Linked DNA regions of Mus musculus: all the other regions are linked to region 3. A link is a loop called in an ENCODE intact Hi-C map of the cell type or tissue named here. Cell type or tissue: left cerebral cortex. All regions are shown on one strand. Links, peaks and the distances in the headings refer to the core of each region. The heading gives the core; the rest is flanking DNA.

The links. Hi-C counts contacts between places; a loop is a spot of excess contacts. Peaks named below come from ENCODE experiments on the same cell type or tissue, not always from the same donor. Only the 100,000 strongest peaks of a DNase experiment are listed, where the experiment ranks them.
Region 1: it touches region 3 in a loop (2.8-fold over the local background); 6 of 42 quality-filtered maps call a loop at or near these places.
Region 2: a loop joins it to region 3, with 5 times the contacts of the local background. A loop is called at or near these places in 12 of 42 quality-filtered maps.

The regions. Positions count from the first base shown.
Region 1 is chr12:81,693,896-81,704,213 of GRCm38, forward strand. No RefSeq gene overlaps it. Among named protein-coding and RNA genes, the nearest start is that of Ttc9, 68 kb to the left of the region's middle. In left cerebral cortex, for the core only: no CTCF peak of the experiment used is centred there; a DNase peak (open chromatin) is centred at 4,949.
Region 2 is chr12:81,782,541-81,792,858 of GRCm38, forward strand. Gm46366 (a long non-coding RNA gene) reads right to left here and starts at 8,550. Exons shown (of 3, transcript XR_001780649.2): 1 at 8,302-8,550; 2 at 424-484; 3 at 1-9. Gm30706 (a long non-coding RNA gene) reads right to left here. Exons shown (of 7, transcript XR_001780652.1): 7 at 9,890-10,318. In left cerebral cortex, for the core only: CTCF peaks have their summits at 4,921 (motif pointing left) and 6,340; a DNase peak (open chromatin) is centred at 6,318.
Region 3 is chr12:80,977,385-80,987,702 of GRCm38, forward strand. No RefSeq gene overlaps it. Among named protein-coding and RNA genes, the nearest start is that of Slc10a1, 14 kb to the left of the region's middle. In left cerebral cortex, for the core only: a CTCF peak has its summit at 5,138 (motif pointing right); a DNase peak (open chromatin) is centred at 5,131.

The sequences.
Region 1 (10,318 bases), core at 2,117-7,116, 720 kb after region 3:
CATGTCCGTAAGAGGCGCAGTGGGGATGCTCAGAAAATAGTTCTTATGTAAGGACTAAAAGACGAGAGAGAGAGAGAGAGAGAGAGAGAGAGAGAGAGACCACATTGAACTTCCTGCTGTCCATGGGACCTCTCCGGAACACTTGACACGATAACTCCTCTTGCTTTTTTTTTGGGTTTGGTTTGGTTTGGTTTTTTTTTTTTTTTTTTTTTTTATTGAGACAGGGTTTCTCTGTGTAGCCCTGGCTGTTCCTAGAACTCACTCTGTAGATCAGGCTGGCCTCGAACTCAGAAATCCGCCTGCCTCTGCCTCCCAAGTGCTGGGATTACAGGCATGCATCAACACTGCCCGGCCTCCTCTTGCTTTTTTAAGGCTCTTTGGAGTCTATGTTAGTTACTCTTCTTTCTGGTTCTTTGGGGTTTTTTCACCCTTTCTCAGAAGCTACCTCCCAGATGCCATGTGGCTGCTTGTCCATCTCCAAAAGGCAGGGCCCTTTCTATTTTCTCCATTTCCCTCTTCCAGGCAGCTGCCAGGATTTATAGCTTGCCTGCCCTACAGTGTGATTTTTCTTTTAAACTCTAATGTAAATTGTTCTTGAGCTTTAAGAAATAAATACACTCCCCCCCTGAGTTGTCAATTGACAATTTAAATTGTCAAGACCTAGCTAATTATGGCAGTTGAACGGATGAATGAATGAATGAATGAATGAATGGGAAAAATATCTAAGCCTCTGGGTAGTTTGGTTTATTCAAGGAGGAAAAAGATTTTCTAATTTAGAACTTGTAACTGAAGTGACATGATTTCAGGGCCAACAAATAAGTAAGTCTTTAGGACCCTCGGCAGGAGGCTGGAAGGGGGCTAAAGGGCACAGGCCCTTCTGACACAGACTCCTGAGGTGTTCTGGGTCTGTACTGGGCCTCTCCTGGAAGGGTGGGAAGGCCTCGGCCTCAATACCATTCATTTTCTTGGTGTCATTTTAGAGACGAGATTAGACTCGCCTCTGCCATCCTCCCACTCAAATCCATAGCCCGGAGTTCAAGTTGCAGAGGTGTGGGAGAGGGAAGCTCAGTCGTCCTGTTGAGGTCCGCCCCTCCTCCCTGCCCTCCCTGGCATAGCTGTATCCATTTTGTTCCATGCCCACCAGCTATTTCATATTGTTGCTGTAATATGCCTGTCCGTCATTAATGCAGAAAGATAACTTGACTCAGAGCAGGGTCATGCTGACAACCTACCTTATCTATGTTCTCTATGTTTTGAGGTTTGTTAATCTTGAAATTCAACAACTGCAAGCGCCACTTAGGACCAATCAGAATAAAGGTCAATTAGAACTGGCTAGTCAAAATAACTTGAGTCAGAACCAACCACTAGGCAGCACTTTCAGCACCTGCATATGGGCTCATTGTGGATTGTTCCTTTATAAACTGGCCTGGCGTCATAGCCTCAGCCCCTACATTCTACGGCTCTAAATCAACCAGTCTTAGGGTGTGCATTCAGTAAACCATCCCTGTCTGACTGAGATCAGTGTTTGTGTGGTTTGTGAGCCACTCTGGGACCCTAACACTTCCTTCAGGTTGGACTAAATTGTGGAGCAGAGTGGTCCAAGCCATGGCCTAGGGCCAGGCTTCTTCTTGAGGTGAGGTGGCCTGTGGCAGGGCGTTGGAGCTCGGGGATAGCTCCAACACAGCAGCCTGCAGGAGCGGGGAGGTGGTCAGTTGTCTAGATAACAAGTAAATTAGGGACAAGAAAACCTTTCTAACAATCAACCCATCTTATTGCCACCACACCCTGCCTCTCCAGGTGAGGGACACTTCCAGGATGTTTTCCATGGAGGGGTGAGCTCACAGAAGAGGAGAGTAGGCAGACCCTGTAGATCTGTCCCACCAGATGACTTAGGGCAATCACGGAGGGTTAAACTGTAAGTTTTGAGAACAAAACATCCTGGAGAAGACTACCTGACCAGGTAGTCAAAGCCTTTAATCCCCAAACTGGAGAGGCAGAGGCAGAAAGATCTCTGTGAGTTCAAGGCCAGCCTGGTCTACAGAGGGAGTTCCAGGACAGACAGGGCTACACAGAAAAACCCTGTGTCGAAAACAAAACAAAGGAGTCTTAGACGGAAATGGACCTGACTCCTTCATGACCCTGAAAGGTGACTCCAGTTTTTTAAGCCTCAGCTTCCTTGTCTGTGAAATAAAGATAAAAGGTTATTAAATAAGGAAATCCAAGCAAAGCGCCCACTGCATTTCAAAACACTGAGTAAGCCCTGGGCTTGTGCTAGTGATCTTTTTTTTTTTTTTTAATCTACAGTACTTTTCCTGCTTATTTTTTCATCCCTCCTTTTAGAAGCAAGGGACAATACAAACTCAGTCATTTGCTCAAACCTACGTCCATTCACATTTGATAATCTTCTTCCAAGGATCCCATCACTGTTCTGAACTCTGGGATACCACAGCAAATAAAATCACAAAACCTCTGCTCTTGGAGCCACAGAAACGGTTCAGAGGTTGACAGCACATGCCATCCCCATAAAGGACCTGTGTATATTTCCTCACACCCACATCTGGCAGCTCACAACTGTCTGTCAAGATCCTGAGAATCTGGTGTCCTTTTCTAACTGCCATGGATATGCACATAGCTAGAAGTAAAAAATAAAAACTCAAGCAAACCAAAACCCTACCCTTGTAGAGCTTACACTGAATTTGGGGATGCCGGGCAATGAACGGAAACTATAAATGATCATGAAATGCTAGAGAAAGAGTCATGAGCAAATCCTAAGTGGAAAAGATGCTTGATGGGTGATGGGATGGCTGCAACCTAAAAACAAGTCAGGAAGAGACCGAGCCAAGGCCCAGGAAGGCTATGATGCCAGCACATAAACCTGCTCTTTCCCCAAAGAAAGAACATTCCAGAGAAAGAGACGCCTGAGTGCTAAGACCCCAAGGCACGCACCAGGTTCAGCCAGTCTCCATATTGGGGGGTTCTGCACCTTCGATCCTGGATCCCAACAAGCTCAGATCAAAAATACATGAGGGGAATAGCGTGACTGTATTGAACTTGTAGAGAGTTGTTCTCTCACACGGCGCAGGATAACAGTTATCCACACAGCATTTTCCCGGGATTAGGTACTATAAATCAGGAGACCTAATATACAGGAATATGTTATAGGTTGTGTCCGAATACTACACCCTTGTATGAGGGGACTTGAGCATCTGTAGATTTGGGAATCTTCAAGACAGTCTCTTGAGGATCTTGACAGAGGGACAACTGTACCAGGACGGAGTTAGAGGCCACCACTGCTAGGTGAAGAGTACAGGGAGGGGCCAAGGAGGTAAAGTCGTACTGTGTACACTGTGGTGTTAAAAGCTGTGATCTAACTCCAGTGCTGCCTCATCGCAGGTACAAAGCCCACAGGCCCCTGTGACTGGGTAGATCATCCAGGAAAGGCTTCAAGGGACTCCAAGTTAGATGCCAGGAGAGGGGCAAGGATCTCAGGTGTAAATCATTGGGATGCAACGCTTTTCAGACCTCAGGTCAGAGCATAAGTTTGAAAAGTATGTGATGGATGATTTAGTGAGCGAAGGTGCCTGCCACCGAGCCCGACAAACCGAGTTCAAGCCTCAGGGCCTACATGATGGAAGGAGAGACCTACTCCTGCAAGCTATCCTCTTACCTACACATGCACACGCACAGTGTAAAAAAGATGTAATTTTTAAGTAAATGTAAGTGCGTGATCAAATAAAGCAGGCTGAGAGCCAGATGTGCTGGCACACATGTATAATCACAGAGCTGAGAAGGTGGACGATGGAGGATTGTTAAATTCTAGGCCAGCCTGGATTACATAACAAGACTAATTTCATACAAACAAAGCGAGGGGTAGTAGTGCTAGCAACCGGAATATTTGAAACCGAGGCACCCGAGGTATCCAGGGTAAATACTTCTTGATCCCCAAGCCAGAACAGATATTTAACCAACTCTGACAGATCCCTTCCTTCACTGGCCTTCTCACAAATTTCTCTACCTGCTAGGGCAGCTGCACAGCCTAAACTGACAGAATGCAGGGTCAGGAGATGGCCAGAAGGCTGCACTCACTTGGTCTTCATTTTAGGTCAATTTTGCCACCTGCTGTGTACCCCAAGGCTGTCTGCCTTGGTTCCTGTCTTCTGGGAAGATGACCTCCATCTGGCCACCCACCTTTGAGGGTGTTCTAGGACTGGATCAAAGAACCTCTTGAAAGGGCTGGCTGCCACTCCAAATAATTACAGATAAACGCACACGGGGTCGTTATGATGTCATGGGCCTGTGCAGGCAGAGCTGAAGGAGGAAATTGCTCACTTTGTGGGAGGGGCAGAACCCTTCCAGGCCATTATAGTCCACTAAGTGTATTTGCCAAGTTCAAATGCTTTCCCCATGACTTGAAAAGTGAACAGTCACCTGCCCTTTCACAAGGAGTTTGGTTACCTGGGCTACAGGGCTCCTCCTCCCAATCCACGAAACATGCATGGTAGACTTACACTTCTGACAGAAGGAAAGGCTGGGGAGGCAGCACAGAGTCCTGTTGAAGGGGAGTGGGGGGGGGCAATACATGTGGAGACAAGAAGAAGGTGAGCTAGAGGAAAGTAAGGGGCCTAGGGGTTATTCCAGAAAGAGCTGTGGGCCTCACATCTAGGGTCTCTCATTTCCTAACAATACCCAGCAGCTGAGTCACCAGATTTTGCGTATTCTTGTTTGAGTCAGGGTCCTGCTATGCAGGCCAGGCTGATCTCAAACTCACTGTGTAGCTCAGGCTAGTCTCTTGAATTCTCTGTCTTAGTTTACTGAGTGTTGAGGTTCCAAGTCTAAGACATCACTCCCAGGTTGTCTTCAGACCTTTTACAGAGCAAAAAACATAGTTACTGCATTCACACCTACGTCTAGAATGCTGTGGCAGAAGAGACTACCGGAGCCTCCGGAGTGACGGGGGTGGCTCATGATGGAGCTGAGATGACAGATCTGTGTTTGACATCAAGAAAATGTTCTACTGAACATCTCAGAAGCAAGCACCATCAAGCCTCAGACAAGCCTTTTCACACAGACAGCAGAAAAGCACTCGGAAGGGGCTGGTTATTCATACCTGGAACTTAGAGGTCCAGAGGTAAAATAGAGTTGGTGGCATAGACAGCTCAGAACCTGAATTCTAATATTAGAAGACCGTTCTCACAAGCTGCATCAACAACTTGGTGTCCCAGTCGGTCCAACTGGGCTTCTCACTTAATTACATGCTCACAGACCTACAATTTAAAATCCTGGCAGCCATGGTCTGTGCAATTAAAAACCAACAAACAGGCCTTACTTGTGCCTCTGGTTCTTGGCCAGAGTTTTTCATGTCTGTTCACACAGTTTCCTCTAACACTCAAGACTCTTACTACACCACTCCAGTCTCCTTCCCCAGTGCCTGTTAATTACTCTTCACCTTTTGGTCATGGTCAGGATTCATTGGTCACCATGATCAGATGCTATTCAAATCAATAAGGGAGCTTGTTCCTTTCCTGAGGTTTTAGCTATCCTTCCACCCACAAACCTCCACCTCCTATACACACATGGGCTGAAGACGGGATGCTGACTAGACTTTTTTTGTTTCCTTTTATGTTGTGTATCTTTGTCTGGGCACCACATGCTTGCAGTAGCAGTGGAGGCCAAGAGAGGGCATTGGATTCCCTAAATCTAGAGTTATGGGAGTTATAGACAGCTGTAAACTCATTTGAGGGTGGGAAACTGAACCAGGATCCTCTGCAAGAGCAGTTGGTGTTCTTAAGTGCTGAGCTATCTCTTCAGTCCTGTTGACTGGATTTGCATGTCCAGTGGCTTTTGAGAGCTCAATGTGAGATGTCAGCATCTGAGACCAAGATCAGCCTTCATCTATCAGCCACTGCTGCTCTCCCCACGTGTCTGAGCTTCCTGCATGGAATCAGTGCTCATGAGCTATGCCATCAACAAGCATCACAGACGACAGGGAAACCTACCTCAGAAGTACTCACCGTTTGCCCCTTCATAGACCAAATGGTAGTCCCAACAACAAGTTCTTATGAGAGCTCCTAGCAAGCAGATGTGTGGCCAGGTTTGAAGTTCAACCCCTGAGCCAATGCTTCCATTCAACCAGGCAACAAAGGAGCCACCATGAGACTTGCTTAAGGGTGAGGTCGCCATGCCAGGCCATAACATGACCTGGACATCCTATACCAAAAATGTTTATTACATGCCACCTCCTCTCCATCTCTGGATGTCCACACCCCAACCTTAGCTGCCATCTTTCTTGAGTTTGGGGTAGACAATTGAAATAGGCTCCTCTCCTTGTTTCCAGTCCAATGCTGTGGTAAAAATACCCTGAAGAAGGTAATGGGAAAGGGGGTTTCTTTTAGCTCACAGTCCCAGATTACAACCCATCATACCAGGGAAATGAAGGTGGCAGGCACTTGAAACAGCTATCATATAGCACACAGTCAAAAGCAGAGAGAAATGAATGTGTTCATGTTTCTCCACTCTCACACAGTTCCACAGTTCCAGAAGCCCTGTGTAGGGAATGGTGCCACCTACAGTGGATGTGTCTTCCCATGTCAATTAACTTTACCAAGACAATCATGCACAGAACCATCCACAGGCCAATTCAATGTAGATAATTCCTTACTGGGACTCTCTTCCCAAGTAATTCTAAGTTGTGTCAAGTTGAGGATTGACATTAGTGATCACACCACCTCCGATCACAATGAGCTCGACGTTGCTCCAGGCACCACTCTGCAATCTGAATGCACTTTTCTTTTCCTTTCTTTCTTTCTTTCTTTCTTTCTTTCTTTCTTTCTTTCTTTCTTTCTTTCTTTCTTTCTTTCTTTCTTTCTTCCTTTCTTTCTTTTTTTTTTTTGAAGATTTATTTATTTATTTATTATATGTAAGTACACTGTAGCTGTCTTCAGACACTCCAGAAGAGGGAGTCAGATCTCGTTATGGATGGTTGTGAGCCACCATGTGGTTGCTGGGATTTAAACTCCGGACCTTCAAAAGAGCAGTCGGGTGCTCTTACCCACTGAGCCACCTCACCAGCCCTGAATGCACTTTTCAAAATGCAAAGTATACAGTGTTTCCCCCTGCTTGAAAATATGTGACATCTACTTAAAGTAAAAATAGCTTACTGCAATCTACACAACTCAGTATGCTCTACTTGATGGATTTCCCCAGTAGTTTTCACTTGGAAGTAATTTTGCCTCCCAAGGGACAGCATCTGGAGCCATCCTTGACTGTCACAATGAGTGGAGAGCTACTTGAGAGCTATTGTATCTAGTGGCATTTAGAAGCCAGTGGTGCTGATAAATGTCCTTAGTGTACAGGGTGGTCCCCAAAAGCAAAGAGTTGTCTGTCCCAAAAATATCTATCATGCCAAGATTAAACATCCACAGCTTGACCTTGAACTCATATCCTCGGAATGTTTCTATTGACCGCCGTCTTAGTCGGTGTTCTCTAGAGTCACAGAACTTATAGAATGTATATATTAAGGGAATTTATTGTAATGGCTTACAGTCTACAGTCCAAATAACCCAACAATGGGAATCTAGTACTTGCTCAGCCCCATGAGGCTAGGTATTTCAGCTGGTCTTCTGTGTAAACTGGAATCCTGAAGAAGTACGTTCCAACAGGTGTGCTGGCAAGTAAGTGCAAGCAAAAGGAAGAACAGACACTTGCTTCTTCCACTGTCATTGTGTAGGCCTCCATCAGAAGGTATGGCCTAGATTAAAGGTGTGTACCACCGCACCTGGATTTGGAACTTGCTCTGCCCCAGGCTAGCCTTGAACTCAGAGATCTGCTTGCCTCTGTCTCCTGGGATTAAAGGCGTGTACTACCTTACCTGGGCCTAAGCTTTTCATGTCCACTATGTCTCAAGATCTGATTCACAGGTGTGCTCTCCACTTCCAGATTGTAGTTCATACTAGATGTAGTCAAGTTGACAACCAGGAATAGCCATCACAGCCATCTTGTTCTAAAGTTGGTTCCTATCCTCTGCTGTCCTTCCTAGTGACAATGACAACCTGCTGTTCACATAGGTGTAGTTAGCTTGTACAGCAGGCTGGAGTCGTGAGTCCTCTCAAGCTGTGTTACCTCAGCGCCTTTCACTTCACAGATACGTAGTAAGCACCAGGGGAGAAAAGATAGAGCAGAGGGGGGACAAAAAGAGCAACCATGGCTAAACACCATCCCTGTCACTCTGTGTCAGCGTTGCAAAGCCATAATTCCCATCTCTATTTCATGGGGAAGAGCCACCAGTTCCATTCGTGACATCTTAGAGAGCACACTGAGTGCACCTTGCAAACTTTCAAAGTTGGGGGTGGGGGCTTGGCATGAGGTTGTCTATCAGGACAGGCTTCTGTTTCTGCCAAACTCAAAGCCGAGTAAAATCACGTCTGTTCCAGTATCGGCTGCATCCCCAGCAGCACCGTGCAGAGTGCCTAGCTAAAGTGTCTATGAACATGTGGATAAATATCTGAGAACACAGCTAAAGCCCAGCCCACAGGGCCAGAGGTACATGATGCCCACTCTTCTGACAGCCCGAGAACCCACTTATTGAGCCAGACCCCAGTTTCAGCTCTTGCTCGTTACCCATGCTCCCCCGCCACTTGAAGTTCCTCACACAAAGTTGAAGGTATCTATGCTATCCTGTCACTCGGAGACCCAGCCGACTCTCTCAAAGTAAGCCAGCAGCCTCCACCCCAGCTACTCCCTCAGGCTCCTGGCTGGCTTCCTGGGAGCTTTGAGCAGGAGATGCAGCTGCAAGGAGGCTTCTCTCTAATGCACTCCTTCCAAGAAAGATGTCTCAGAGCTTTACCTTTTAACCCCAGAGGTCCCTGTCATCTTATTAGCACAGAGTGAAGACTGGGCTCTCTCCTGCACCTTCTGCTTAATCTGCTTAGCTGCTTAGCTTCTTTGTGGAATGTGCATAGCTTTTGTCAGGGAAAATTAAAGAGAGCCCAAAGTCCAATACACTATCTTCTTCAGGTTGTGAAAAACCCTATTGAGTAAGGCTCCAGTCTATCACTTTTTTTTCTATAGTGTCTACAAATATTGCTATTAAGAAATCTCATACTATAAATGTACCATGTCTAATCCCATCTCTCCCTCACTCCAACCACACTCTCCTCCCCCACCTCCCGGAAAAAAAAAATCTGTTCTTTATTCTCATCAGCCCCACCTAGTGGTACTTCACATATTTTTAATATTCTGAAAACTTTCTGAAGAATCCCCCTAAATGTACTTGTCTGTACTAATAATTTTTATCTAGCCTATTCAAATAAAACAGAAATATTTTTAAAATATTTGCCAGTTCATTTCAATATGATGATAAGTCCATTAAATATTTAACATATTTTAATTTAAAAAAAACCAGTATTTTCAAACTAAGGCAAAAAAATCAAAACCTTATGAAGAATTGCATCATTTAAACTTTTGTTTGTCTCTTGGGGCTTGGCTTCACAGGCAAATGCTTAAATTTTCATGTCCATTTCTATATTCAGTCTGTTTCAATGTCTTGTTCTGGTTGAAACTTCTATTTGGCCTCATTCTATGAAGTTGGAAAGGGCAGAAATGGTTTAATGCTTTTTCAGATAATTGTGTGCATTCCTCTCTGATGCTACAGCCAGACTCATGAAGGTATGCTTTCATAAAGTTTAGCTGAAATGCAGAAATCTAAACCAGATCTATGAACTTTTTATACCATGTTAAAAGCCACTCGACTATCTTAAACTGTGAGGGAATTTCCCCCCATTTTTCATGTGTGTATTGTGGATGTGTAGATACGATTTTGCACATATGTGGTATCAGGATAAAGCTGTAAAAGATATCTTGGCAGGTTGGAGTCAAGGAAAGCCACACAGTCACACCATGTAACAGATCAAGCACAAGAAGTTTATTGAGGGAGGAGGGAGAACAAAAGGCCATCTTGGAGTGCAGACATGAGAGACAGAGACAGACAGAGACAGAGACAGAGAGACCAGGAAACAGAAAGAATGACTGAGATGGAGATAGAGATTTGGGGTAGCCAGGATCTTTTAAAGGGGGTGCCTGTCACTATGCCACTCAACACGACATTGGAAATGTGCCTCACCTTGGGGTGGGGAGTGTAAGCTGCTGCAGCAGAACTGCTGGAAGGCAGGCTGTTTACAACACTTGGGAGCATGCATGCATGTGTGGAAGCATTTGTGTGGGAGACCCAAGGTTGATGTTGGAACTCATCTTTGATCATTCTTCCATCTTACTCACTGAGTCAGGGTCTCTCAATCAAACTCGGAGTTTGCTGATAAAGCTA
Region 2 (10,318 bases), core at 3,417-8,416, 810 kb after region 3:
CCACTCTGCCTACAAGAGGATGGGAAAGGGAAAATAGTGTTTAAACAAATATTTTATTTAATAAAATTTTCATGTGTGTGAGAAAGGAGTCTTACAAAGTAGATAACACACACACACACACCCTGGAGGGGCTGTAGAGATAGATGGCTTGGTGGTTGAGAGCATTGACTTCTCCAGAGGACCCAGATTCCGTTCCCATCCCCCACTATGGCACCTCCTGTAACTTCAGGGGAAATGACATACTTGACTGGTCTCTATGGGCACTAGGAATGCACATGGCGCGCACACAGGCAAAGCACTCAAGCACAGAGAATGGTTTTACAAAGATGAAAACTGGAAAGGAGGATGTTAACTGGGTCTTCAAGTCGTACAATTATTGATGGATTGCAGCTTTTTGAATTGTCATTTTTCTCCCCTACTCACGCGTGGCCATTTCCACACACCTCTTCTCCCTGGAGGAGCAGATGAGAATAGTCCTGGCTCCCTAAGAGTAAAAGAAAAAAAAAAAAGAATGCCCTGCTCAATTTAAATATTTAATGCTCCAGCAAGTGCTTAGAGCCTCATGAAGAGTCACTCACCAAACATTCCAAAAAGTCACTCTCTAAATATTTGTTGAATGGATAAGTGCTAAGAACTCAAACTAGGGAAGATCCTTCAGACCACAGTTGCCTAGCAGGGCTTCATGGTAGAGAAGCAGAAACAGAACCGGTCCCAGAGAGGTACGGGGGGTGGGGGGGGGAAGAGGATAAGAAAGAATGCTGGAAACCTACTGAGGTTGGGTTGCAGAAGGCTTGGTAGCTATTTGATTCACATTAATAATTATTTAATTGATCATTTGAAATGATTTAATAACAAAGGTGTTTGCCATAAGGGCAGCAACCGGTCTGACTTGTTCCTTATAGCTTTCCTGGCGTCTCAGAACGCCTGGCACATAGCTAGTCACCTCTCTGGACAGTCACACCTGGTGGCTGGCTTGGCTATAAGCCTAGGAAGTCTGGGTTTTGTTTAGCAGACCAAGGTTATCACAGGGCCAGGGAAATGGTTCACTGGGTAGGAGTGCCTGCTCCACAAACATGAGTACCTGAGTTCAAATCCCTAGCACCTGTGTAAGAAGCTAGCCGTGGCTGTGGGTGCCTGTAACCCCAGCACTGTAGAGCAGACAGGCTGAGACCTCCCTGTCTGGCCATCCTTGCTGAATCATTAGGAGGCTATGAGCAGGGCTTTGGGGTAAAATAACTGAGAGTTTGCCACCCTTGCGTTCCTCAGCTGGGAGTTGAGGAATGTTAGCCAGAAAAGCAACATTTTCTCTACCACACTGGAAAGAAGAGCATCAAGCAGGAAAAGACAGGTGTCCATCAGTGATAGCATTAAACTTAGATCAGATCCTGACTGTATCCCGAAAAACAATCTACCTCTGTACGAGACAAGATTTTATTACTTGTTGTTAATTATACATTAATTATATATGTTCACTAAGTAATTATATTTTGTTCCATTAAATATTTATATGTTTCCTTATGACACTTTCATACTTGTATATATTTTTATCATCAATCTCCATTACCCTCTCTTGTTCCCTCCCCATTCCCAACTAGTCTCGCTTCTATATTCATCTTTGTGTGTGTGTGTGTGTGTGCATGTGTGCATGTGTGTGGTATGGGTGTATGATGTGTGGTGTGTGTTTGTTTGTGTGTGGTATGTGTGTTTGTGTGTGTGTATGTGACCTATTCAGTCTCCTTAGAGTTGCTTACAGGAACATGAGGACTACTTACAGAAGTCCGAGCACCTTTCCCTGGCTACCTCACTGAAGAAAACAGCAAGACAAGTTTTTGGTGCTGGTTCCTCAATTGTATGGTAGCAGAACATGCCTTCCGTGGGTGTTATAGAGTTAAACAAGACAAGCCTCTCAAAGCATGCTGTTTAGCGTCAGCGACCGTATTTCTTTTTCTCAGATTCCACCCTTTAGCAGCACCTTAGAACGTAGTAGGTCTTGACTGGAAACTAGGGTCGCTCTCAAAAAATGAGAATTAAACTAGAGTTGAAAAATAAGGGAGGCAGGAATAAAGAAAGAGATAAAGAAGAGGGGGGAGGTTAGAGGAAGGCCAATAAGGGAACAAGGGATTGCATTCGAATTCTAATTGATGCTTATTGGCAAGTTAAATCCCTGTATCCTAGATCCCTCCTGTGAAAAGAATAATACGATTTCTCCGGCCTCCTAGACTAAGGGACAGGATGTATGGTTTATACTTAGTGCAGAATCCAGCACCTAATTATCACCATTGATCCTAAAATTCAGTTTACTAAGTGACTGTCACCTTCCCCCTAGGTCTTTTTGGGGACATCTTACTTTAATTGGCAAATACCCATTGTACATAGTGATGGGCTTCGTGGGCTTTGGCTTCTGTTTTCAAGGATACCATGTACCTTTGACCATATCTGTCACCCCACCCTCTCTTTACTCTTCCCTCCCCTCTTGTCTTTCCCAATCGTCCTTCTGCCTTCAAGTCCTGTGTGTGTGTGTGTGTGTGTGTGTGCTCGCAGTCACACGTGGAAGTCAGAGGATAATTTTATGAAGTCCGCTCTCTTTGTTCACCTTCATGCAGGTTCCAGGAATCGAACTCAGTTCATGAATTTGCATAGCTGATGCCTTTACCTACTGAGCCATCTCACCAGCCCTGAAAATGACCTGGTTCTGTGTATGGTTAAATTGGACTCTGCTGTGTGCATATCCCACACTTTGTTTATCTGTCCCCCTTTTGGTGGACATGACAATTGATTGGTAATTGACTGTGACGAATAATGCTACAACAGACAGGATGTACAAGCTGCTTGCATTAGCAGCTCTGCTCTCCGTTCTGTGAGAAGCTTCCATGCTGATTACCATAGGGGGCTGGGCCAATTTACATTCCCACCAGCACTGTGTGCTGGGAGAACGTTTTTTTTGTTTATTTATTTGTTTGTTTGTTTGTTTGGTTGGTTGTTTTTTCCGAGACCAGGTTTCTCTGTGCAGTCCTGGCTGTCCTGGAACTCACTCTGTAGACCAGGCTGGCCTCGAACTCAGAAATCCACCTGCCTCTGCCTCCCAAGTGCTGGGATTAAAGGCGTGTGCCACCACGCCCAGCTGGGAGAATGTTTTTGAATGAGCATCTTGATGCTTAAATCCCTCAAGCCGACATTGACCATCCATTACACAGCCCACAACACTCCCCCTGTGCCCTCACGTGAGGGAAGGAGTTCCTAGCTCTGAATTCAGAAATGACTTGTCCTGAGTGTGACTTAAAGCACATGTTTTGAGAGAGAGTACAGCAGGGTTATGGGACAGAAGTTTGGGGTCATGCAGGCCCAGGCTCAGACTCTTGGCTGAACAGGAATGAGTCCTGTGAGGCACCTCCCCCACTTTTGTTCACTGGCAGGTGTATAAAATAGGATTTCTGTATTAGCGGCTTTCAACCTTCCTAATGCTGCAACCTTAATAGTTCCTCATGCTGTGCTGACCCCAACCATAAAATTAATTGTTTTTGTTGCTACTTTTAACTGCAATTTTGCTACCGTTGTGAATCATAATGTAAGTATTTGTGTTTTCCTATGGTCTTAGGTGACTCCTGTGAAAGGGCTGACCCTCTAAAGGGTTGAGAACAGCTCCTGTAGACAAAGCAGGGGTCTCGGGACAGTGCTCAGAGATCTCATTGAGGTTGATAGTGTGTTCTGTTTTGTCTGCTGAGAATTAATGCTCTTTGAATCTCCAACTGGTAACAAATCTCCCTTCTTTTCTTCTCCTTTCTCTTCCCCAAAAACCTTTGTCTAGGAAAGGGAAAGATTGGCTAAGTGGTTAAAAGCACTGACTGTTCTTCCAGAGATCCTGAGTTCAATTCCCAGGATCCATGTGCTGGTTCACAACCCTCTGTAATGGGATCTGATGCCCTCTTCTGTTGTGTCTGAAGACAGCAACAGTGTAGGGGCATACATAAAATAAATAAATCTTTAAAGAAAAAAAAGAAAAGAAAGGGAACTGATTGCAAGAGTGGGCTCACTTGCCGCTTCTCCCGCCCAGAACCCCTTCTTACCAACGATCAGAGCCTTTATCAGGGAGTGGTCATCAAACCGAATGCATGCTCTGTCCAGATTCATGACGGAGCCAGCCCCTGGGATAGCTCTCTATGAAATGAAATACTTGGTTTGGTAGAACTTCATGTAGGCCCTTCAGTTAAATAGATTCAATCCAATGGAGGGAGGACCCAGTGCAGAAGACACCCCATAATTAATCAGAATGAAGATGTAATGCCTGGAGAAATAATCACAAAATTTAAAAAAAAAATGATAGTGAACTGCAGCTGCCTTCTGATTGCGAATGACATCTAGAGAAGGGGGTTGGAAGCGACCGTTTTCCTCGGCCTGCCTTATTTAGTAGTTTCTACGTTGAAATGTGCAGCTTTTCTAAGTAGAAAAGCAAGTTGGACTCTGAAACACACAGACCTCCATGATCTCATTCCATGTGGACTCAGTTCCGTTCGTGAAACAGCATGGAGAGTCAGGGAGAGGCTGGTCAGAGCACGTCCGGTTTCTGTCACAAAAGAGCGGGCAATCTACTATAAAGCCGGGTGAATATTACTTAATAACAATACACTGTATACTTGAAATGGCTGACTGTGTTATGTTCTCACCAGTGGCAAGTGTGTGTGTGGCAGAATACACATGTGCTAATCCGATTTACCCCGTCCTCAAATTCTACAAAGCGCAGCGTATGTTGCTCATCCTAAGTATAGACGTTTTTGTCAATTGAATATTTAAAAGAGATGGGGGCTGACGAGGGAGCTCAGAGGTTAAGGCGGCTGCTAATCTGCTGTTAAAGAAAACCAGTCGGGGTCCCAGAACCTACACCGGAAGACTCATAGACTCGCGACTGCCTGTAACTCCGGCTCTTACGCCCTCTTCTGGACATGGCAGGCACTGCACTCTTGTATATATCATATCCCTTACATAATCTTAAACACTAATAAAATTTAAAGATGTTGGGCATAGTGGCACACGCCTTTAACCTCTTCACTCACAAGGCAGAGGCAGCTGGATCTCTGAGCTTAAGGCCAGCCAGGTCTACATAGAAGTTCTAGGACAGGAAGGGTTGCACATAGAAACCCAAATAAATAAATGTTTGCTTGCCTTCCTTCCTTCCTTCCTTCCTTCCTTCCTTCCTTCCTTCCTTCCCTCTTTGAAAAGAGAGACTATCACCAAAAGGAATAATATATTATTAATTATTATAAACCACTTAAAAGACATGGCAATGTGCACAATATGATCACTAAAGACTAGTGAAGAAATACTGTGTAAGACCACATGTGTAGTAACAAAACCTTAGATTTCTGAATTAACTTTTAAAATTTTACAAATTTTCCATATAGCTAAAATAACCATGTAACACTTGTATACGTAGAATAAAGCGCCACAAAATCACTTTTAGTGTTGTCTGTATATACTGAAAGAAAGCATTGTCAGCTCGAGAAGAGGTGGAGAAAGAAAAACAGCCCAGTTAAGAATGACACTAATAATATTAAATCAGCAATAAATAACACTATGGCAGTAATATAAAATCGTGGGCAAAAGCCACTACTGACTGCAGGCTCACTGGGTGTCATGTACGTCTTCACAATCTTTTTATTTGTTTTTTTTTAACTGATCAGTCAGTCTCACAGGAGAACAAATGGCCCTGGAACTTTTCTTTTAAAATTTTATTCATTTATTACATGTATGTAATTGAGTAGCCTGTAGCTGTCTTCAGACACACCAGAAGAGGGCACCGGATCCTATTACAGATGGTTGTGAGCCACCATGTGGTTGCTGGGATTTGAACTCACGACCTCTGGAAGAGCACTCAGTGCTCTTAACCGCTGAGCCATCTCTCCATTCCAGCCCTTTACCTAAACCTCATGCCTCATAGAGGGAACAAACGCGCTTGGTTGTGTGCAGAGATGTGTGGGCTAATTTAACATGATGTATCATTGATCACTTGATACTGACAGAACTTCCTTGGAGTTTTCAGCTTTTCCTACCTTGATTCTAAATCATGATGTTTTGTAGGGTGTAGGGCAAGTTTTAAACATCAACTTACTGTTTGGTTATGAGATTTAGGGTTGCAACATTACTTTAAAGATTTTTTTTATTTGCTATTTAACAAACCAATACAATCTGATGAATCAGCAAGTCTCACACTTGTCTCTGTACGCATTTTAGGGTGGCCACAGCTGTTTCATAACGGACCTGGCACAGCAAGACCATGATAGCCACAGCAGTGGACAACAGCGCCGCCGTGTGGCGTTACAGGATATGGCACCTCTCTGGGGTTTTTGTTTTCTGGTTTTACAATTTGAAGTTCTACCAGTAACCTTGGCAGTCACTAGGTGGCACCCTTTCGGTTTGTTAGAAATCAAGTTCTAGACAGGCAATAAACACTGTCGGAGCTTGAACCAAAACTTCACCTTTATGGCAACTGCTCCCAGATTTTCAGCTTAACTCGGGTATGCCTGGAGGGACCTTTAGAGCAACTTCTGAGGCCTGGACTTGCCTGGACTTGCCCAGTTCTTGGAAACAGAGATTTAAGCCTCTTCTCCTGAACTGCCGATTTGAAGCCTGTCATGGAATTAGCCGAGTCTTCCCAGTTTTGTTTCTATTTATTATATGTGTGCTGGCACCCATGTGGAGGTCAGGGGACATCCTGCAAGAGTCAGCTCTCTCCACTGTGTGGGTTCCAGGGACCCAGTGCAAGTCCTCTGGCTTGGTGGCGACTGCCTGTCATGCTGGGTCCAGGTCTCTCATTTTTTATGGTACTCATTCATTCACTTACCAGATATTTATACACATGAATACAGTGGATACAAAAGCACTTGTTTTTAACAATAGCGAATAAAAGGGTCACATGCGCGCGCGCACACACATACACCACAAACAATTCATAAAACTCATCAGAGGAGAGCCTACAATGTTCCAAAGGGAGACATACAAGTGTTAGAGAGAGTATGTGAAAAGCAGCAAAAATGTGGGGATGGAAAACATAACATATTACCTTTCAGGGGGACCATAAAAGTCCTCTTGACAAAGCAACGTTAATACAGACCCCAGAGAACTGAGCATGTCAGATAGGTAGTTGATTATGTAGGTCTGGAGTTCAGGCAAGGACTGATGAATCATAACACTGCAGTCAGGGAAGACACTGGCTACCATGGGCACAATACTGATTAGAACATTTTCTGACTCAAATAATAAAAAACTTTGCATGTTAGTGTGTGCTTTTCCATCCTTCTCCCTAATGAAGTGATTTTAAATGTCTCTGCCTCTCTCGGCAGAAAGACTTAAAACTCATCTTAGTTACTTTTCTATTGCTCTGATAAGACACCAGGACCAAGGCAACTTCTAAAAGAAAGCATTTATGTGTGGCTCACAGTTTCAGAGGGTCAGAGTCCATGACCATCGTGGCAAGGGGTATGGCTGCTGGCAGGCATGGCACTGGAGCAGTCGCTGAGAGTTTACATCCACAGCATGTGGCAGAGAGAGAGAGAGAGAGAGAGAGAGAGAGAGAGAGAGAGAATGCCATCTGGGAATGGCCTGGGCTTTTAAGCCTCAAAGCATCAACCCCAGTGACACACCTGCTCCAAAAGGGCACACATCCTAGTCCTTCCCAAACAGTTTCACCAACTGAAGACCAAGTATTCAAATATATGAGTCTACGGGGACCGTTCTTATTTAAACTACCCAGACATGAATCTCCTAACACTGGCTGGCCTCTCAGGATGCTTTCTGTCACCTGGACATCTGGATAGATCCTGTGGCTTATGTTTCACTAAGGGTGGAGAGGTACGGACCTGAAGACCCTTGTTCCTTCTGCCTTTGCATTTTGTTGATGTCCAGGTCAGGCCCATAGCTTCCACTTGTGTAATGTCCTCTCTCCTAGTGTATTACCCAGGGTAGCACAGTGAACTCCAGCTTACTGAGGACCAGGCAGCAGTTACATCCCCTCAGTTAGTCTGAAAAGACAAAGCCACTCTCCTCTCAGCCCCCACTAGTCTAATAACAACCAGCATTCTAGCAGTGTCTTCAGTTCAGAAAACCCCTTCATAAATAGGTGCTACTCAGAAGCTTGGGCTCTGGGACCCAGTTGCTGGAATTGACCTGCTTTTCTAGGTCTTGTTTATATGCTTTAGAAGCATACGTGGGGCCATGGGGAACCCACCCTGACTCATGCTTTTCCCACGTAGAATGTGCAGTAGTTTTAATTCCACCCCCACTCCCACCGATTCAGATGTTAAGACTTACCCCTCTGAGTGACACGCTAGCTGGCATTTGGAGACGAAGGGTAGGTTAGTTCACTCAGACATCGATGGGCCACCAAGGGAGAGGCTTTGCTGTAAAGACCAGCCCGCCCTCTCTGACACATTGACTGTCTTCCCCATGTGATGTCCTTGGGACACTGCACAGTCTCCACAAGTCAGAAAGTCACCAATGTGGCTCACTTACCATGAGTTGCTCAGTCTTCAGAAGCTCGAGCTGACTCGGCCTTCATTCTTTACAAATTACTCAGCTTATAGTGTTTGGTTACAGCAGCAAAAACAAGTTTGCAAGTGAGCACCCTTTGAGAGTGCTCATTCTGTCTTAAGCTGAGCTTTATCAAATATCACCTACTTTATCTGCTATTACCTACTGCCTTTGTCTTGGTGAAAAAAAAATTGCTGGAGTTGGTGAGGAATGATAGAAAAATTCACCTTCTGGAGGGCACCCAGTCGGTGTGTCAGGCCGGTACCAAACATGTCACATACTTTTCTGATCACCAAAACTCTATGTAGGAAGTACTTTTATTAACTCCAATTAAAAGTGGGACACAGAGTGTGATGGTTTGTATATGATTGGCCCAGGGAGTGGCACTATTTGGAGGTGTGGCCTTGTTGGAGTGGGTGTTGATGTGTTAAAATAGCTGCTCATGTCTCTACACAGCACACTGGGCCCAAACCGTTTCACATGTGAGAGGTTTATTGGGAGGGGTGGGGGTGGGGGAAAGTGGTGGCAGAAAAGAAAGAGAAGGGGGAAAGAGAGGGGGGAGGGGCGTTCCCCTTATTTATATGGAAAATGATGTAACACAGGTAAAGGTAGTAGGTGAGCCAAGTGGATTCTGGGACTACGGTGCCTGTTGGCAACAGGTCTGCAGGTCACGCTGTCGCCTATGTGATGTCATAGGTTTGGGAGGTCCTGATGCCAACAGGTGTGGCCTTGTTGGAGTGGGTGTGTCACTATGGTCGTGGGCTTTTTAATACCCTTGTCCTAGATGCCTGGATGTGAGTCTTGTCCTGGCAGCCTTCAGATGAAGATGTAGAACTCTCAGCTCTGCCTGCACCATGCCTGCCTGATGCTGCCATGCTTCCTACCATGATGATAATGGACTGAGCCTCTGAACCTGTAAGCCAGCCCCAATTAAATGTTGTCCTTATAAGACTTGCCTTGGTCATGGCATCTGTTCACAGCAGTCAAACCCTGACTAAGACACAGAGCAGTTCAGGAAAAGGAGTGGTATGAACAGGATCAGAACGGGAACTCAGCAACCTCTGACCCGTCCTAGGGTTTCGACAAAAGCAGCTTGACCTGCCATAGCTGAGCTCTGTGAAAATCACCGTGTACTCCAGAGGCCCCTTTCAGAACGTCACACGAATGGGAGGGACTGAATTGCTCTGCAGCCTTTTAACCCAAACCCAGCCAGACTAGAAGCCAACTGTGGTGTCACACCTTCCGACCAGCCTTAATCCCAGAACCCACCCTTCCCTGCCCCCCAAACCTACAGGACAGCACACCCCGGACCCAGCCCTCCCCTCCCACCTTAGGGTCCTCAGCAACTAAATTCTGCCAGTGTGGGGACAAGCTGGGCCACCTGTCAGATCTGACCCACCTCATGCTCCCTGACTAGTGATCGTACCTGCCCCTAACACCCTGTACCCACTCTTAGGAGGCAGACCAGAGTATGTGTTTTATTTGCCTTCAGGTTTCAAGGCCCAAATCTTCCAAGCCAGGATGGAACAAGAAAAATGTCACTTAAAGGGGACAGTTTACTCCCCCACGAAGCTGGAGGTAGAAGGGAGAATGGAAACCACAGAGCCAGCTGGCTAAGCTTACGTTTAGCACCCTCCCCTCTTCCTCGGTTTCTTCCTCTTCCTCTTCTCTCCCTCCCTCCCCTAGAACAGCAGCACACAGCCTGAGCAAACACACACACACACACACACACAGACACAGTCAAGGTTCTTGCTTCTGTTGCCCAAGCCCCTTGGCCTAAGGGACTCTGGGATGAGAA
Region 3 (10,318 bases), core at 3,142-8,141:
ACAGCCCTTCAAAGGATAATAAAGGGAAAACTCCAACACAAAGAGGGAAACTATGCTCTAGAAAAAGCAAGAAAGTAATCTTTCAACAAACCTAAAGAAGATAGCCACATGAACAGAATTCCAACTCTAGCAACAAAAATAACAGAAAGCAACAATGACTTTTCCTTAATATCTCTTAATATCAATGGACTCAATTCCCTAATAAAAAGACATAGACTAACAGACTGGCTACATAAACAAGATCCAACATTTTGCTGCATACAGGAAACCCACCTCAGGGACAGAGACAGACACTACCTCAGAGTAAAAGGCTGGAAAACAATTTTCCAAGCAAATGGTCCCAAGAAACAAGCTGGAGCAGCCATTCTAATATCGAATAAAATCAACTTTCAACCTAAAGTTATCAAAAAAGATAAGGAGCAACACTTTTTTTTTGTTTTTTTTTTCAGATTTATATATTTTTTTATTACGTATTTTCCTCAATTACATTTCCAATGCTATCTCAAAAGTCCCCCAGGAGCGACACTTCTTACTCATCAAAGGTAAAATTTACCAAGATGAACTCTCAATTCTGAACATCTATGCTCCAAATGCAAGGGCATCCACATTCATTAAAGAAAATTTGCTAAAACTCAAAGCACACATTGCACCTCACACAATAATAGTGGGAGACTTCAACACCCCATTCTCATCAATGGACAAATCCTGGAAACAGAAACTAAACAGAGACACAGTGAAACTAGCAGAAGTTATGAAACAAATGGATTTAACAGATATCTACAGAACATTTCATCCTAAAACAAAAGGATATACCTTCTTCTCAGCACCTCATGGTACCTTCTCCAAAATTGACCATATAATTGGTCACAAAACAGGCCTCAACAGATACAAAAATATTGAAATAATCCCATGCATCCTATCAGATCACCATGGACTAAGGCTGATCTTCAATAACAAAATAAATAATAGAAAGTCCATTTATACATAGAAGCTGACCAACACTCTACTCAATGATAACTTGGTCAAGGAAGAAATAGAAAGAAATTAAAGACTTTTTAGAGTTTAATGAAAATGAAGCCAACAACATACACAAACTTATGGGACACAATGAAAGCATTCCTAAAAGGAAAACTCATAGCTCTGAGTGCCTCCAAAAAGAAACTAGAAAGAGCATACACTAGCAACTTGACAGCACACCTAAAATCTCTAGAACAAAAGGAAGCAAATTCACCCAAGAGGAGTAGATGACAGGAAATGATCAAACTCAGGGCTGAAATCAACCAAGTGGAAACAAAAAGGACTATTCAAAGAATCAACCAAACTAGGAACTGGTTCTTTGAAGGGTTTATATATCAACAAGATATATAAACCCTTAGCCAGACTAACTAAAGGGCACAGGGACGACATCCTAATTAACAAAATCAGAACTGAAAAGGGAGACATAACAACAGAATCTGAGGAAATCCAAAAAAAAAAAAAAAAAAAAAAAAAAAAACCCAACCCCCCCCCCACCAAAAAAACAAACAAACAAAAAACCCATCAGATCTTACTACAAAAGCCTCTACTCAACAAAACTGGAAAACCTGGATGAAATGGACAATTTTCTAGACAGATACAAGGTATCAAAGTTAAATCAGGATCAGATTAACAATCCAAACAGTTCCATATCCCCTAAAGAAATAGAAACAGTCATTAATAGTCTCCCAACCAGAAAAGCCCAGGACCAAATGGGTTTAGTGCAGTTCTATCAGACCTTCAAAGAGGACCTAATTCCAATACTCCTTAAACTATTCCACAAAATAGAAACAGAAGGTACTCTACCCAACTCATTCTATGAAGCCACAATTACTCTGTTCATTAAACCACACAAAGACCCAACTAAGAAAGAGAACTTTAGACCAATTTCCCTTATGAATATCAATGCAAAAATACTCAATAAAATTTCGCAGACCAAATCTAAGAACACATCAAAACGATCATCCATCATGATCAAGTAAGCTTCATCCCAGGGTTGCAAGGATGGTTCAATATACAGAAATCCATCAACGTAATCCACTATATAAACAAACTCAAAGACAAAAACCACATGATCATCTTATTAGGTGCGATGAAAGCATTTGACAAAATCCAACATCCCTTCATGATAAAAGTCTTGGAAAGATCAGGAATTCAAGGCCCATACCTAAACATAATAAAAGCAATATACAGCAAACCAGTAGCCAACATTAAACTAAATGGAGAGAAACTTGAAGCAATCTCATTAAAATCAGGGACTAGACAAGGCTGCCCACTCTCTCCCTACTAATTCAATATAGTACTTGAAGTCCTAGCCAGAGCAATTAGACAACAAAAGGAGATCAAGGGGATACAAATTGGAAAGGAAGAAGACAAAATATCACTATTTGCAGATGACATGATAGTATATATAAGCGACCCCAAAAATTCTACCAGAGAACTCCTAAACCTGATAAACAACTTCAGTGAAGTAGCTGGGTATAAAATTAACTCAAACAAATCAGTGGCCTTTCTCTACACAAAGGATAAACAGGCTGAGAAAATAATTAGGGAAACAAGATTCTTCAAAATAGTCACAAATAATATAAAATACCTTGGTGTGACTGTAATTAAGGAAGTGAAAGATCTGTATGAGAAGAACTTCAAGTCTCTGAAGAAAGAAATTGAAGAAGATCTCAGAAGATGGAAAGATCTCCCATGCTCATGGATTGGCAGGATTAATATAGTCAAAATGGCTATCCTGCCGAAAGCAATCTACAGATTCAATGCAATCCCCACCAAAATTCCAACTCAATTCTTCACAGAGTTAGAAAGGGCAATTTGCAAATTCATCTGGAATAACAAAAAACCTAGGATAGCAAAAACTCTGCTCAAAGATAAAAAAAAACAAAACAAAAACCTCTGGTGGAATCACCATGCCTGACCTAAAGCTGTACTACAGAGCAATTGTGATAAAAACTGCATGGTACTGGTATAGCGACAGACAAGTAGACCAATGGAACAGAATTGAAGACCCAGAAATGAACCCACACACCTATGGCCACTTGATCTTTGACAAAGGAGCATCTTCAACAAATGGTGTTGGCTCAGCTGGCGGTTAGCATGTAGAAGAATTCGAATTGATCCATTCTTATCTCCTTGTAAAAAGCTCAGGTCTAAGTGGATCAAGGAACTCCACATAAAAGCAGAGACACTGAAACGTATAGAGGAGAAAGTGGGGAAGAGTCTTGAACATATGGGCACAGGGGAAAGATTCCTGAACAGAACAGCAGTGGCTTGTGCTGTAAGATTGAGAATCGACAAATGGGACCTCATAAAATCTTCTGTAAGGCAAAGGACACGGTCAATAAGACAAAACAGCAACCAACAGATTAGGAAAAGATCTTTACCAATCCTAAATCTGATAGGGGGCTAATATCCAGTATATATAAAGAATGAAAGAAGTTGGACTTCAGAAAACCAAATAACCCTATTAAAAATGGGATACAGAGCTAAACAAAGAATTCTCAACTGAGGAATACTGAATGGCTGAGAAGCACCTAAAAAAATGTTCAACATCCTTTTTTGTTTTGTTTTTTTTGAGACAGGGTTTCTCTGTGTAGCCCTGGCTGTCCTGGAGCTCACTTTGTAGACCAGGCTGGCCTTGAACTCAGAAATTCGCCTGCCTCTGCCTCCCGAGTGCTGGGATTAAAGGCGTGTACCACCATGCCCGGCATGTTCAGCATCCTTAATCATCAGGGAAATGCAAATCAAAACAACCCTGAGATCCCACCTCACACCAGTCAGAAAGGCTAAGATCAAAAACTCAGGTGACAGCAGATGCTGGTGAGGATGTGGAGAAAGAGGAATACTTCTTCATTGCTGGTGGGACTGCAAGCTGGTACAACCATTCTGGAAATAAGTTTGGCGGTTCCTCATAAAATTGGACATAGTTTGATCAGAAGATCCAGCAATACCACTCCTGGGCATATACCCAGAATATGCTCCAACTTGTAATAAGGACACATACTCTACTATGTTCATAGCAGCCTTATTTATAATAGCCAGAAGCTGGAAAGAACCCAGATGTCCCTCAACAGAGGAATGGATACAGAAAATGTGGTACATTTACACAATGGAGTATTACACAGCTATTAAAAACAATGAATTTATGAAATTCTTAGACTAATGGATGGACCGGGAGGATATCATTCTAAGTGAGGTAACCCAATCACAAAAGAATACACATGATATGCACTCACCGATATTAGCCCAGAAGCTCAGAATCCTTCTTAGAAGGGGGAACAAAATACCCCATGGAAGGAGTTACAGAGACAAAGTTCGGAGCAGAGACTGAAGGAAGGACCATCCAGAGACTGCCCCACTTGGGGATCATAAACAACCATCAAACCCAGACACGATTGCAGATGCCAACAAGAGCTTGCTGACAGGAGCCTGATACAGCTGTCTCCTGAGAAGCTCTACCAGTGCTTGGCAAATACAGAAGTGGATGCTCACAGCCATCCATTGGACATAGTACAGGGTCCTCAATAAAGGAGCTAGAGAAAGTACCCAAGAAGCTGAAGGGGTTTGCAGCCCCATAGGAGGAACATCAATATGAACTAACCAGTACCCCCAGAGGTCCTTGGGACTAAACCACCAATCAAAGAAAACACATGGTGGGACTTGTGGCTCTAGCTGCATATGTAGCAGAGGATGGCCTAGTCTGTCATCAATGGAAGGAGAGGCCCTAGGTCCTAAGAAGGTTCTATGCCCCAGTATAGGGGAATGCCAGGGCCAGGAATGTGAGTGGGTGGGATGGGGAGCAGGGAATGGGGGGAGGGGATAGGAGATTTTAGGAGGGGAAACTAGGAAAGGGGATAACATTTGAAATGTAAATAAATTATCTAATAAAAAAAAATCAATGAAACATCCAAGAAAAAAACCAGACTAAACAATAAGAGAGCTCTGTGCTCTAGCTAAACATGTATTGAACCACGGAGAAAGGCCCAAGGTGTCCTCAGTTTCGGGAAACTGAGTGTGAATTTGTTTTCTGTAGCTTAGATGCTGTTAAACATGCATGGTGCACATGCCACACACCAATGAATAAAAATCTTAGCTGCACTTACCGATTCTGCCACCAGATGGCGGCATGGCCCCATGGGTGGATTTCTCGAGGCGTCGTAAATGGTGTTCAGGGGCTAAGGGGCAGGGTAATATTTTGAGAGGAAGAACATTGGCAGAAAATAGTTGTTATAAGTACAATTCAACTTTAGCAAGTAAATGCACTGTGGTTAAACAACTTTTAGAGTTTCCTTTCTATACTCTATGCCCATTATCCAGAGTAGTCCTGAAATAATGCATACATCTTTTGATTGCATAGTTCAATTTTCTTCTGCACTGCAGGACTCTTTTACCCATCCCTTTAAGAATATGGATGTCTTCTGTTCTCATTTAAGGACCCCCTTTCACTTACTGAGGACCAACTGTGTGCTGGGAACTTTAACATATTGTGTTCTTTTTATTTCTCACAGCGACTGTGTGAAATAATTACTATTAGTCCAATTTTACAATTACGAAAACTGATGTGAGGAGCAATATCTAATTGGTTCCAGAACAAGACAGTGGCAGAGTTGGTTTGAAGCCCCAATTGATTGGCTTCTATGTCCACCTGTCTCTCATAGGACCTCTCTTTTTCTTTTTTCAAAGATTTATTTATTATTATACATAAGTAGCTGTCTCCAGACACACCAGAAGAGGACATCAGATCTCATTATGGGTGGTTGTGAGCCGCCATGTGGCTGCTGGGATCTGAACTCAGAACCTCGGAAGAGCCTTCAGTGCTCTTAACCGCTGAGCCATCTCACCAGCCCCAGGATTTCTCAACCTTGGCGGTTTTGAGAAGTAGTCTGGACGGACAACTCTTTGTTAAGGTGAATGCTGTTGGCCAGTGGTTCTCAACCTTCCTAAAGCTGAGACCCTTTAATATAGTTCCTCAACTTCTGGTAACCCCCCAACCATAAAACCACTTTGCTGCCACTTCATAACTGTAATTTTGTTACTGTTATGAATCATAATGTAAGTGTGGGATCTGTGATCCAAAGCGGCCCAGGTTGAGAACCTCTGCAGTGGCTCTATAGTACTGCAGTGCTATGGATTCCTTTGTCTTTTAAATTTCGGGGAATCTCACTAGGGTCTCACCAGTGTTGTAACCTTCCTTGCTTGTACACACTCTTCCTATTTCCAAAATGAAGCTAGTTTCCCTCCTCTTTGTTTCCTGTCCCTTTAGGATACATTTCCTGAGACTTGCTTGGAAAGCTCGGGATGTTGGGTGGGTGGGAGTTAGCAGGCAGTAAAACGAGCCCGAGGCTTCTTCAAGTCTTAGACATATCTTTACCTGCATCCCCAGCTGCTTGGAGATAGTTGCAGTAATTCACACTGAACCCGCCCTGAGACCTCATTTGGCCAGTCACAAGCTGGGTCTCGCTGCCAAGGCTCATCTGTGCTTCCGCACGGCTGGCACAGAGCTATGGCTGCCAGCACTGGTCACGATGCTCCTGAGGCTGGAGTTTGGAGAAGTCAGAGAGGCGGAAGTGAGGGTACAAGGTCCTGGAAAGGGGTGTGGCCACTGAGCTGTGTATTTTCTTTATTGACCATTTACATTTCAGGGATGCTTATTGTGCTAATTAAATTAGGTATTCAGCAATTTATGCAAATTCCTATTCTATAGTGGGTTAATGCAAACATCAGCAGCAAAATTTCATAGAAACCAGAACCAGGTCTGGAGAGACTGCTCAGTAGTTAAGGGTGCTTGCTCTGGAGGACAAAAATTAAGATCCAGCATCCATGTAATAAGCCGATATCCGCACAAACACCTATAACCCCAGCTCCTAAGAGGGGAGGACATGAGGATTGCTGGGACTGGCTGGCTTCCAACCCAGCTGAGAAAACATGAACCCTAGGTTCAGGAGGAGACCCTGCCTCAAAGAAACATGCTGAGAGTGATAGAGGACACCTTACTGCCCTCCTTTATCTTCTGCATCTTACCGGGCATGTGCATACGCACACATGTGCTTATAGCACACACACACACACACACACACACACACACACAGAGAGAGAGAGAGAGAGAGAGAGAGAGAGAGAGAGAGAGAGAGAGAGAGAAACCAAGCAAGGGTTAACGTTAAAGCAAGCAGCAGAATCTGCAACATGGGAAGGAGAGTCTACAAAGGTGAAGGTGGAACCCAGGGTCTGGATCTTGAGCTCCTGGGTGTACATGACGCCTTGCCTTGATGTGTTATAGATAGAACTCTGTCTCCATGCAAGCCCATCAGCAGACGCCGGGAACACCATGTTGTAACTGGAATATCCCTGATCGTGGAAGCTTGCTCTTCAGAGGCGTTCACAGACCAGGATTCCTCCTACCTGCATTCGGTGGGCTTTTTGTCAGAGAAGGATTTATTAGACTCTGCCCACTGTTCAGCCTCTGGTACCACTGATGCTCAGCTTTGTTCCCTCTGCACACCACTTAACCCTTCTGGTCCCCTTGTTTCCAAGCAAATCGGAGTCTTGTCATTTTATCTGCAAATACTCTATTATGCACCTCTACAAGTTAAAGACCTGAAAAACTCAACACCATTTAAAAATTTTGTCTTTTATCTATCCATTTAAAAATTATTATTTTTAAAATTTTATGTTTGCTTGCACGACGCCTGTGGAGGTGAGATGAAGCTGTTAGAACCACTGGAACTGCAGTTCCAGTTGGCCGAAAGCTGCCATGTAGGTACTGAGAACTGTACCTAGGTCTTCTTGAATGTGGAGCCACCACTCCAGCCCTATCTTCCTTCCTTCCTTCCTTCCTTCCTTCCTTCCTTCCTTCCTTCCTTCCTTCCTCCCTCCCTCCCTCCCTCCCTCCCTCCCTCCCTCCCTCCCTCCCTCCCTCTCTCTCTCTCTCTCTCTCTCTCTTTCTTTCTTTCTTTCTTTCTTTCTTTCTTTCTTTCTTTCTTTCTTTCTCTCATCTATGTATCTATTTGTGTATCTATCTCATATGTATGTATGTATGTATGTATGTATGTATGTATGTATGTATGTATATATGTATGTATCTGTAGCTACTACTCCAGCCTTTTCTCTCTCTCTCTTTCTTTCTTTCTTTTTTCCTTTCTTTCTTTCTTTCTTTCTTTCTTTCTTTCTTTCTTTCTTTCTTTCTTTCTCTCGCTCTTTCTCTCTTTCATCTATCTACGTATCTATATATCTATCTGTGTATCTATCTCTCATGTATGTATGTATGTATGTATGTACATATGTATGTATGTATGTATCTATCTGTGTGTATGTATGTATGTATCTGTGTATGTATATATGTATGTATCTACATATGTATGTATCTATCTGTGTATGTATGTATATATATATGTATATATGTATGTATGTATGTATGTATCTATCTATCTATCTGTGTATGTATGTATATATGTATCTATCTATGTGTGTGTATGTATGTATGTATTAATTTGTGACAGTTTCATAACATGTACACATTGGTTATATTCACCCAACTCACCCTTCCCACTCCCCCTGGACACCCTCCTCCCAACATGTGCTCTTCACACTTTTCTGTCTTCTACTGTTATAAAGTTTTTTTTTTAATTATTCTTAGTAAACAGTTCTGTAGCTTTCTGGCATGCTGGCTGGTCTTGCTGCTTGGTCTTGCACAGGTAAATGCAGCTTCCGTGAGGGTCTGAGTGCAGTAGCCATGCCATATCCAGGACTGAGTGTCACAGCACTTCTCCCCATCCTTTGGCCTCTGCATTCTTCCTGCCCTTTTTTCCCTGAGCAATGGGTGTATTGCGTTAGCTGCCCCACATAGGGTTGGGCACTTATATCTACCCATTCTCAGTACTTTGACTAGGTGTGAGTCTTTATAGGATCGACCCCTTACTGCCGAAGAGGCTTATCTGACCAATACTGAGACTCTCACTAATCTAAGGCTATACCCCCCCCCCCCCCCGCCACACTACATTTTAATTTACTTCTATGTGTATGAATGTTTTGCCTGCATGTATGTCTGTGCCCCATATGCATGCCTTGTGCTGGGGGAAGCAAGAAGATGGTGGTGGATCCCCTGGGACTAGGATTGCATAGGCTTCTGAGACACCATGTGGGTGCTGGAAATCAAACCCATATCCTCGAGAAGAGTAGCCAGTGTTTTCAATCTCCGAATCACCTCTCAGCCCAATCCTAAATATTTACAAGGCAAAAGAACAGCACCTCTCCCTGCTGCCTGTGCAGTCCTGACCTGTGGGCACCCAACCAGATTTACCACACACGACTTCCTTTCTGTGGAGGAGGCCGCAGATCCAGAAAGAAGGTGGTTTGTCATTCTCTCCCATAACCTCTATACCATCATTGCACCAGAGGGCACACTTGTCTCCCATAACCTCTATACCATTATTGCACCAGAGGGCACACTTGTCTGCCAATTGGTATTTCAGTGCTAAGGTCCCTCCTGGCGACCTTCATGGAACCTTACTCTCCAGAGGGAGGAAGTTTTCAGGTTGGTTTCTCATATGTCCTGCAAACAAAGTGCCCAACACTAATTTTACACCCAAGTAAATTGATAATTCCCAGTTGTCATCAGTGCTGAGCGCATGCACCTTGTTAACTATCTTAGAGTATTTTCCGGGTTTATTTGGATCAAGGTTCAGAAAGAGCTATAGCCTGTGATTGGTCAACATGGCTTTTAGCAGCCTTTCAGCTATAGGTTCCATGACTTTATGTCTCTCTGTTTCTCTCTCTGTTCTTGAGTAGGTTATTTCTGCTCCAACTTTTTGCTGATTTCATTGCATTGCTTGACAAGCCTCTCTGTCTTCTATGCTGCTTATAGTTAGGCCTATTTTTGATATCTCTCTCTCTCTCTCTCTCTCTCTCTCACACATCTCTCTCTTTCTCTCATCCCCCACTTTACACGCGCGCGCGCGCGCACACACACACACTTCTTTCTCAGGACTGACTACCGTATACCAAGCATATTGGAAGGAGCATAAGGTCTGTTTCTTGTGAGTGGGTTTTGACACCTGAGTCTTTTGGGGACAGTCTTAGTAGTTTTTGAAAGTTTCCTTATTATCTAGTACCACTAAATATTTCAGATTTTTAAAAAATTTCCTGCCTCAGAATTACTTCTAATGGGAATGGTATTTAGAGATCTTATTCTGGAGATCTCAGTTCACTGCTGTTGAATGAGTGATTATTGCTTCATCTTGTGTCGACAGAGCTAGGACTCATAACCTCTGCAAGAGCAGCCAGTGTTCTTAACCCCAGAGCC